Regions from separate parts of the Mus musculus genome. Here region 2 is linked to region 1. Evidence: chromatin contacts called from ENCODE Hi-C data. All regions are on one chromosome and are shown on one strand. Each heading gives the region's core, a stretch centred on a gene start or an enhancer-like site at or near the end of the contact. The rest is flanking DNA. Distances are from core to core; before and after follow the strand shown. Region 1 holds the start of Cd200r2 (Cd200 receptor 2). Region 2 overlaps Cmss1 (cms small ribosomal subunit 1).

Region 1 (4,574 bases), core at 1,126-3,625:
TTGGTCTACTTGTCTGTCACTATACCAGTACCATGCAGTTTTTATCACAATTGCTCTGTAGTAAAGCTTTAGGTCAGACATGGTGATTCCACCAGAGGTTCTTTTATCCTTGAGAAGAGTTTTTGCTATCCTAGGTTTTTTGTTATTCCAGATGAATATGCAGATTGCTCTTTCTAATTCGTTGAAGAATTGAGTTGGAATTTTGATGGGGATTGCATTGATTCTGTAGATTGCTTTTGGCAAGATAGCCATTTTTACAATGTTGATCCTGCCAATCCATGAGCATGGGAGATCTTTCCATCTTCTGAGATCTTCTTTAACTTCTTTCTTCAGAGACTTGAAGTTCTTATCATACAGATCTTTCACTTCCTTAGTTAGAATCACACCAAGGTATTTTATATTATTTGTGACTATTGAGAAGGGTGTTGTTTCCCTAATTTCTTTCTCTGCCTGCCTATTCTTTGTGTAGAGAAAGGCCATTGACTTGTTTGAGTTAATTTTATATCCAGCTACTTCACCGAAGCTGTTTATCAGGTTTAGGAGTTCTCTGGTGGAATTTTTAGGGTCACTTATATATACTATCATATCATCTGCAAAAAGTGATATTTTGACTTCCTCTTTTCCAATTTGTATCCGCTTGATCTCCTTTTGTTGTCGAATTGCTCTGGCTAGGACTTCAAGAACAATGTTGAATATGTATGTAGAGACTGGACAACCTTGTCTAGTCCCTGATTTTAGAGGGATTGCTTCCAGCTTCTCACCATTTACTTTGATGTTGGCTAGTGGTTTGCTGTAGATTGCTTTTATCATGGTTAAGTATGGGCCTTGAATTCCTGATCTATCCAGGACTTTTATCATGAATGGGTGTTGGATCTTGTCGAATGCTTTTTCTGCATCTAACGAGATGATCATGTGGTTTTTGTCTTTGAGTTTGTTTATATACTGGATTACGTTGATGTATTTCCGTATATTAAACCATCCCTGCATCCCTGGAATAAAACCTACTTGGTCAGGATGGATGATTGCTTTAATGTGTTCTTGGATTCGGTTAGTGAGAATTTTATTGAGGATTTTTGCATCTATATTCATAAGGGAAATTGGTCTGAAGTTCTCTATCTTTGTTGGATCTTTCTGTTAGTAAGATTCTTACGTTTACCTTTTGCCATCTGGTAATCTCTGGAGTTAGTTGTTATAGTTGTCTCTGTTTAGAGATTGTTCCTCTGGTGATTCTGTTACCCTCTATCTGCAGACCTGGGAGACTAGATCTCTCCTCTGAGGTTTCATTGTCAGAACAGTCTCTGCAGGTAAGCTCTCCTCTTACAGGGAAGGTGCACAGTTATGTGGCGTTTAGACCTCCTCCTGGCCAAAGATGAAGGCCCAAAACAGGACCTTTCCCAGAAGCTGTGTTGCTTTGGCCTGTCACAGAAGCTGTTAGCTTCTGTAGTCCACACTCTCACCTGTGCAGACTACTGTCTGTCAAGTCCAGGAACTAAGATGGCTTCTGTTGATCCTGAGGCAAAAGCCTACTGGGCCGGGCAGACACCTGTCCTCTGGCCTCCCGGGATGGTGGCCAGATGTCTGGAGCCCGAAAATGGCGCTGCCTCAGAAGCTCTGTGGCTCTCACCTTTTCCAGAAGCTGTTAGCTTCTCGAGTTTGATATTTCAATGGAACTGACTGACCAGGAATCCGGGAGATCTTCTTTTATCTGATCTCCACATCCCTGCTCCAGTGCCCAGCTGAATTGGTCACAGTAGTGACATTCAATGTGGCATCGCAACAGGAGCAATATTGTGACCTGACTTTCTTCCTACCTGTTGACCTACCTACATTTACTGTGAGTTTTCTGCCAGTGCTCCTAATGAATCCCCTTCAGAGTCACAGAGAAGGACTGGGAAAGCTGGGGAATGGATCTAGACCTACAAACGAGAATTCCAGCACAAGACATACCTTATGAGAAATACCATATTGTGAGAAATTGTAAAGTATTTTTTTTTTTTGTCAATTCCTTCTCTATATAGCTAATATATTAAAAATCAACAATATTGCTCAAGTCACAGTTTAGGACACAGTTGTGGTAGAGGTTGAAGCTAGATGTCTTTCTCCAGAGTCTAAGCTCTTTAATTCAGGTTCACTAATTATCCTTAGTTTCTATTCACTAGCTTTCTTGCTTTTTAAAAACTAGAGCTGGAAATAATTTTCTGTCCTTGTTTTTGACACCTCTTGAGGTCACACCTTTCTGAGGGCTGGACAGCATTGCAGTATATGTGAATAGCATATGAAAGCCAAATGTGTAGCTCTAGACCACAGGAGGAAATTGCAGTATTGAGGAAAGTCACAAGATGTGACTGCAAAGGGCACACATAGCCAGACAGATCTGCTCTGCTCGTTGTCATTGGTTTGGAGCAAGAGTCTGATGACCGGTAAGTAGACTGGCATTTATGGACCTAGTTATTAAAAGTTCTTCACTCACTGAATTATCTCTTCCAAAATTCAAACTGACTTAGAATTGTCTTCTGCTCTTCTTTTCAATTATTTCAGAACCTCTTTCCTGTTTTTCTTCTCCTGATGTCCCACTGAGATTGGCCTTAGAGCAATTCTCTTCTTACTTTCTCTTCTATTAGATTCCTAAATTGATTCATTAAAGAATTGGAGTGTGGTATATAATGCAGTGAATACCTTCAGTTGACTTATGCCCTTCTAATAGGAATTAAATTTATTCCTTTAGAAAAACGGGAATCCTATTCTCTTATGGCTTTGCATTTATTTCTAAATACCCAGAGGCACACACAATTATTTCCATTTAATTACTAATAATGGATTTCTTTTCTATGGTCTCCAGCCTGCTGATGTCATTGAGAATTAACTTTCATAACTCTGTTTCTAAAAACAAAATAGTTCTTTTATTATTTTTCCTTTAAATTATTGTAATCATGTATTATTTTATTGTGGCTTTATACCTCTTCTGTTATTTTTAAATTATAGTTTTGACATATCTCTGGTGGACTGATGTAGTAGATTTGTAGACTTATATGTGTAGTGCTTAATGTATGATTGTGTGTGTGTGTGTGGGGGGGGATCTAGAGATTGCTTTGGGAAGTCTGTTGTAAATTTCAGGCTTCAATTCTGATATAATAAGAAGAGGGCATTATAAATTATGATGCTAACATATGAAGAAGTGTAGAGTCATGAAGTTGCTTGTGTGCTGAGGAGTAAAGACAGTGGGAGTCAACGTGAGCAGAGCAGAGGGCCTGAGGAGCTTTAGGTTGAGGGCTCCCCCTGATGACCTCACAGAGCCATTCTTTTTGATGTAAACACATTCCTACTTTTAGCAGTCATTGAGAAACACGATTTCCCTACCTATTATAAATATTACTTTAGCCCCTGTTCCAGTTTTTCAGGGCCCACATTCAGGACAAGCTGCACATCTGCTATATCTGTGTGGCAAGGCCCAGGTCCAGCCCTTGTATGTTCTTTGTTTGGTGGGTCAGACTCTGTAATTTTCTTACTCTTAAATGGCATTTTATTTTTGTGAATATGAAACATGCTTTTTATATGAACTTCAAGCAAAACATAAAAACCCAAACCCAAGTGCCTTAATTTTTATTGGTTGCATACACTGTTACTATTTGCTGAATGCTTTTCTGTGAATATACATGTAGAGTGCTTTCACTAGACTTGGAGAGATACTTCAGTGCTTAAGAGTACAATTGTGTGTAACCCAGTTCCAGGAGATCTAACACCTCTTCTAGTCTTTACAGGCACTGTACACACATGTGTGGTACAAAAACATACATGCAGACAAAATATACCCATACACATAATATGAAAAAGTCTCATCTATAAATTTTATTTTAAATAAAATATCACTTTAATTATTTTTATGTTTTATACTAGAACAAGAAACTAAAACCATTTCAGAATTTGAGATGAAAAATCTCTTTATCACATGCATCCCTGAGCGGACAGTAGTATGAATTAAAGACTTTGAATTATAATCAACTCTCAGGGTAGGTTTGTCCATGATAACAAATGTCCCACACTAGTGGTGTTATGGGGTCTCCTGGTTATTTTCTCTGTGAAAGCAAAGATTCAATGAAGAGACCCACAGTTATACAAAAATTTATTTAACAAAGCACAGCAAGCACTCCAAAAGAGGTTAGGATGGGTTGTCCCAGAGACAGTCAGCGTAGAAGCATCCTGAGTTGTATGCTTTGAGCTTTAAAGAAGTTTTATTAATATTTATGAAGTGAGTGGCATATTCATTGGATATGATGTACCAGAACCGTGATGTACCAGATGGATGTACCTTTCAGACATTTCTTACCATCTTCCTCTAGAAGAAACCTACAAAGGGGGAAATGTCAAAACCACAATATAAATCATACAACAGTGAAGCAGAAGTCTTTGGAATATTCAGATATCTTGTTAGTACACATGAGTGAGAAAGTGTCCTGGAGCCTTAGTTTATGAATCAGTGGAAACAATATAACTTTCAAGGAAGTTTGTTCTGGCTGTCAAGAGACACAGAGAACAAAATATGGGTATAATTTTTTTATTACTGCATATCTAACTTG
Region 2 (4,118 bases), core at 387-2,886, about 13 Mb after region 1:
ACCTCGGGCCCCCGGGCGGGGCCCTTCACCTTCATTGCGCCACGGCGGCTTTCGGACGAGCCCCTGACTCGCGCACGCGTTAGACTCCTTGGTCCGTCTGCCATGGCGTGTGTGTGGAGGTCAGAGGACAACTCTTGGAGTGGATTTTCTCTGGTCACCTGGTGGGATCTGGACACTGAATTCTGGTCATCAGACCTGTGCCAAATTGCCTCTACCCATAAGTGCCACTACCCTTTGAGCCGGTCTTAAATTGCAATTAAATGCAAAATAACTAGCAGAACACAGAAGACCCAGTGCCATTCAGTACTCAAACATATCTCTTTAACCTTTCTCTCCCAGACTTATTGTTTCAACAACTTGAGAATAGCTGGCCAGAGTTCTTAAAGATGTCAACTCTTTTATATTCCTATTCCCTACAATTGTTGGACAACTTTAAAACATTTTGTTGCCGTTTAGTTTCTTTGATTCATAACAAACTCTAATGTCTGTCTTCTTTAGCATTTAACTATCAGCATTAACTATAAAGCATCCAAAGAAAGAGAGACTTTTAAAAGGAAGACCTGAATACAATCCCCAGGACTAGAAAGAAAACGTCTGGGTCTGTGGGGACTGCTCAGCCAGAAAAGCTCACACTGCATGAGCAAGGGGACCCGAGAGTTGTGGGTGGAGGTGGACATGGTGGCCCCCTCTGCAATCCTGGCAATGGGCAGAGGGGAGACCAAGACAGGTGGATCCTCGAAGCTCCCTGGATAGCCAGTCTAGTGTCAGGTTCAGTGAGAGACCCTGTCTCAAAAGACAAGGTGTGGTGCAGTGATCACAGAAAATATTCAACACGGACCTCTTGTCCCAATACGTATGTATATGTGTGGATGGGTGACACACACACACACACACACACACACACACACACACACACACACACACACAGGTTTACTGAGAGTCTGCTATTTGTTAAGTAAACCATGGTTCATTAATGTTGCCTCTTTTAGCAAAAACTGGCTAGGGAGTGCTTCAGGCTGTCCACTTCTGGTTTCAATGGTTTCTATCAACTAATATCCCTGTTGGGGAATCTGGGCTTGTCCCCAAGGCAAACTAAACAAAGAGAAACCAATAAAAACCAACGAAATAAATCATGAAAGATACAGAGGCTATAAACAAAGCTTTATAAGTAGTCACTTTAGAAAAGAAAAATAAAATTATTTGGCATACAAATCGAGATTAAAAAAATAAAAACTAAGCTTCAAAAATGCATATATATATATATTTCTAGGTAAAGTTTGTACTTGTTTTAGGGGAAAAAGGTTTTGGTTCTGTTTTTTAAGCAAGTTGCCGAGCATACTGGCTATGGAACAACTTTGTAAAAAGGATTTCTGGACTGTGATAAGAGATTTTGAGCAAATACTGAAAGGAAGATATATAGATGCATTTAGGTTACATATTAGAGTGGAAAAATTCTTCTGGAAAACAGATTTTAAAGGATATTTAATGCAGAAAGAAGACGGCCCCAATTTTTACTGAAGTCACAGCTCTGAGATCTTGTCATCCCGAGTGCGGTGTGGAAGCTCTGAAGCCACACCTTTGCAGTCTGGTGCAGCCCTGGGAAAGCTGCACAGGGCTCCCGTCTGCCTGCAGGGCTCACAGGGGCTTTCAGATTTAGAGCGCCGCTGCCGCTGCCACTGCTGGGAAACCAGCTCTGAGTCTCTAAGGACCACAGCATATCAGCTGCTTTGGAGGTTACACATCTATAAACAGGATCTGCCTCATAGTTTCCAGTTATGGAGGGGTGGGGGGTTGGGGGGGAAAGCCTGTCCAAACCTTTCACTGTAGTTAACTGTGGAAGACGATCTGCTTTAATACATGCAAGACCGAAAAGGCGGAAGGAGCACCAGTGTGCAAACTGTCGCCCAGGACGGAAACAGGAAAGCCATTACGTCCTCCATGTGTGAGAACACTGGTGTGTAATCGAGGTGGAGAAAGCTAGTTAATGAATGCTGGACTCTAGGGTTTTAATAGGAAAAGGACACAAGCTTAAAAGAGTAGGAAGGTTCTTAATAAAGTCCTCTCTTGCCAAGATCCACACAGGGAACTTCTATGGGAAGTCCTGCAGACCGCCATAGATCCTGCTCTGTGCTGGGATGCGAGCCCTGGCTGCCACAGTAGCAACAACACGAGCTGGGTACTTAGTAGCACTGAAACTCTCTGGCTTTTGAGAAAGGCTGACTGAACACACAGAATGAAGGTACTCATAGAATTCCCACTGGCCAGAGTTCCTTATTCAGCGTTCAGTTGAAAATCTGAAGGAAAAAGACTTCCAGATTTCTTGGTCTTAAACTAAGCCTACCAGTGCCTCTCTCCCCTTTCTGTCCAAATCTTCTAATTTACCACAATTGTACTTAAATGTACACATTGGCTTCATTTGGTCCCAATCCAGCAAATGTTAACGGTCACATAATGGATGGTGAGTGGTTCAGCTTCTGTGGTCGCTGTACCAAAGTAGTCACAGATCGTAGGCTGTTCTACTCTTGACCTACATCCCAAGCTTCTTTTATTTTCTATTTAAAATTTTGTAAGTTATATATTTGTGTGTGTGTGTGTGTGTGTGAGTGTGTGCATTCCACAGAAGGTGTGTGGAGATCAGAGATGACCTGTTCTCTCCATTTAGTTATGTGGGCTCAGGTAGCAAACTCAGATCAGCAGGCTTGGTGGTGAGCGCCTTTACCTGCTGAGCCTAGTTTTGATTTTGAGACTCTCAAAGTGTCTCTCACAGTTAGTTGGCCAAAAGGCCTTGATGTCTTCCTGCTTGGTCTCCTGAATAGTTTGGATTACAGGCCTGCAACTCCAGGCCCAACAGTTCTCTTTTATTCTATGGAAGGGTTCTTCTTGATTAATTAATTAATTAATTAATTATTAATTAACATTATTCCCCCCTCTTCCCAGTACTTCCTCCTCCACCTTACCTCCTCCCATAATCCACTTTCTCTTCCGAAAAGGGGAGGCCTCTATTGTATGGAAGGGTTCTTAGTAAGTAGTAGGCAGATACATGGAACATGAAAATTTCCAAGTTTCAAACATATATATATATTAATTATACTTTGGCTCTGATGTGGCTGAAGACATAGAAATTAAACGAACCTAAGACCCTTTTGGAAGTGCTATTCAGGCATGTGCGAGTGCTCACACATTCTGGCTCAGTTTTCAATTGTAAGTTACAAGAAGCAGGCTAGGGTTGTTATGGTTTGAAACCAAGAATGTATCCTGAAAGCTGATGTGTTAAGGAAATGGTTGCCAACTGAGCAGATTTTGGAGAGGTGACTGGGTTATTAAGGGTATAATTCCATCCATCAGTGAACCATTGATCAATTCATGAATGAACTACTGCCAGGTGGCCCGCTTGGTGAATGTTGGTTACCGGAATATGCTATTTCTGTGATCCCTAGCTGCCAAGGCAGCTCTGATCTGCCACATGCCTTCTACCGTGATGTGCTGCCTCACACAGGTCTGAAAGCAACGGAGCCAGCTGCCCGTGGCCAGAGACCTCTGAAACCAGGAGTCAAAATAGACATTTCCTCCCTTAGCTAGGTTTTCTTAAGTAGTGGCAACGGAGATGAAAACGGTGACTCGGCAAGATGATTTCTCCAATCAAACGGCCATAGGTCTCTCGGCCTTTGATAAGGATTGAAAATAAGGGCGCATTATTACAGGAGGCCAGTGACAAAAGTTCTTCCCATCCTGCTTTTCCTGTGTTTTAGCTCAGCTATGCTATCCCATTTCAGAAAGCAAGAAACAGTTCTCGCTTATTGCAAAGAAGACTGTATTATCTGGAGGTAGAATGTGGCAGTATTGGTAGCTGAGATCTGGAACTGGATGCCAGAGAACGGTGAAACAGCTTTAAAAACACTGTAAGGCAAGCCCTGCTGATGTGTTAAGTCAATGCAATCTGTCACATGAGGAGACCAGAAGCCAGTGAGTTAGGACCAAAGGCAACTAACTCCCTCCTAAGCTCCCAGGGCCGAAGTCAAGCACACCCCTGTATCGAGGAATTCACAGAGACAACCAGGCCAGGTGGTCACTGAGAAACGTCTGTCTGTGTCAGACCGAGTCCCTAATGCACTTAATCC

What was found. Hi-C counts contacts between places; a loop is a spot of excess contacts on that map.
Region 2: a map of T-helper 1 cell shows a loop between it and region 1 (30-fold over the local background). The contact joins the enhancer-like site here to the promoter of Cd200r2 in region 1. A Hi-C loop is called at or near these places in 2 of 37 maps with a recorded cell type or tissue (T-helper 1 cell and T-helper 17 cell).

What each region holds. Positions count from the first base shown.
Region 1 is chr16:44,864,722-44,869,295 of GRCm38, forward strand. It overlaps Cd200r2 (Cd200 receptor 2), which reads left to right and starts at 2,376. Exons shown (of 6, transcript NM_206535.1): 1 at 2,376-2,420.
Region 2 is chr16:57,391,580-57,395,697 of GRCm38, forward strand. The region is part of intron 1 of Cmss1 (cms small ribosomal subunit 1); the gene reads right to left. The region is part of intron 1 of Filip1l (filamin A interacting protein 1-like); the gene reads left to right. Among named protein-coding and RNA genes, the nearest start is that of Filip1l, 40 kb to the left of the region's middle. Within about 2 kb of position 1,637, at least 1 of the 3 ENCODE cell types and tissues checked has a DNase peak (open chromatin) inside an H3K27ac peak, as active enhancers do.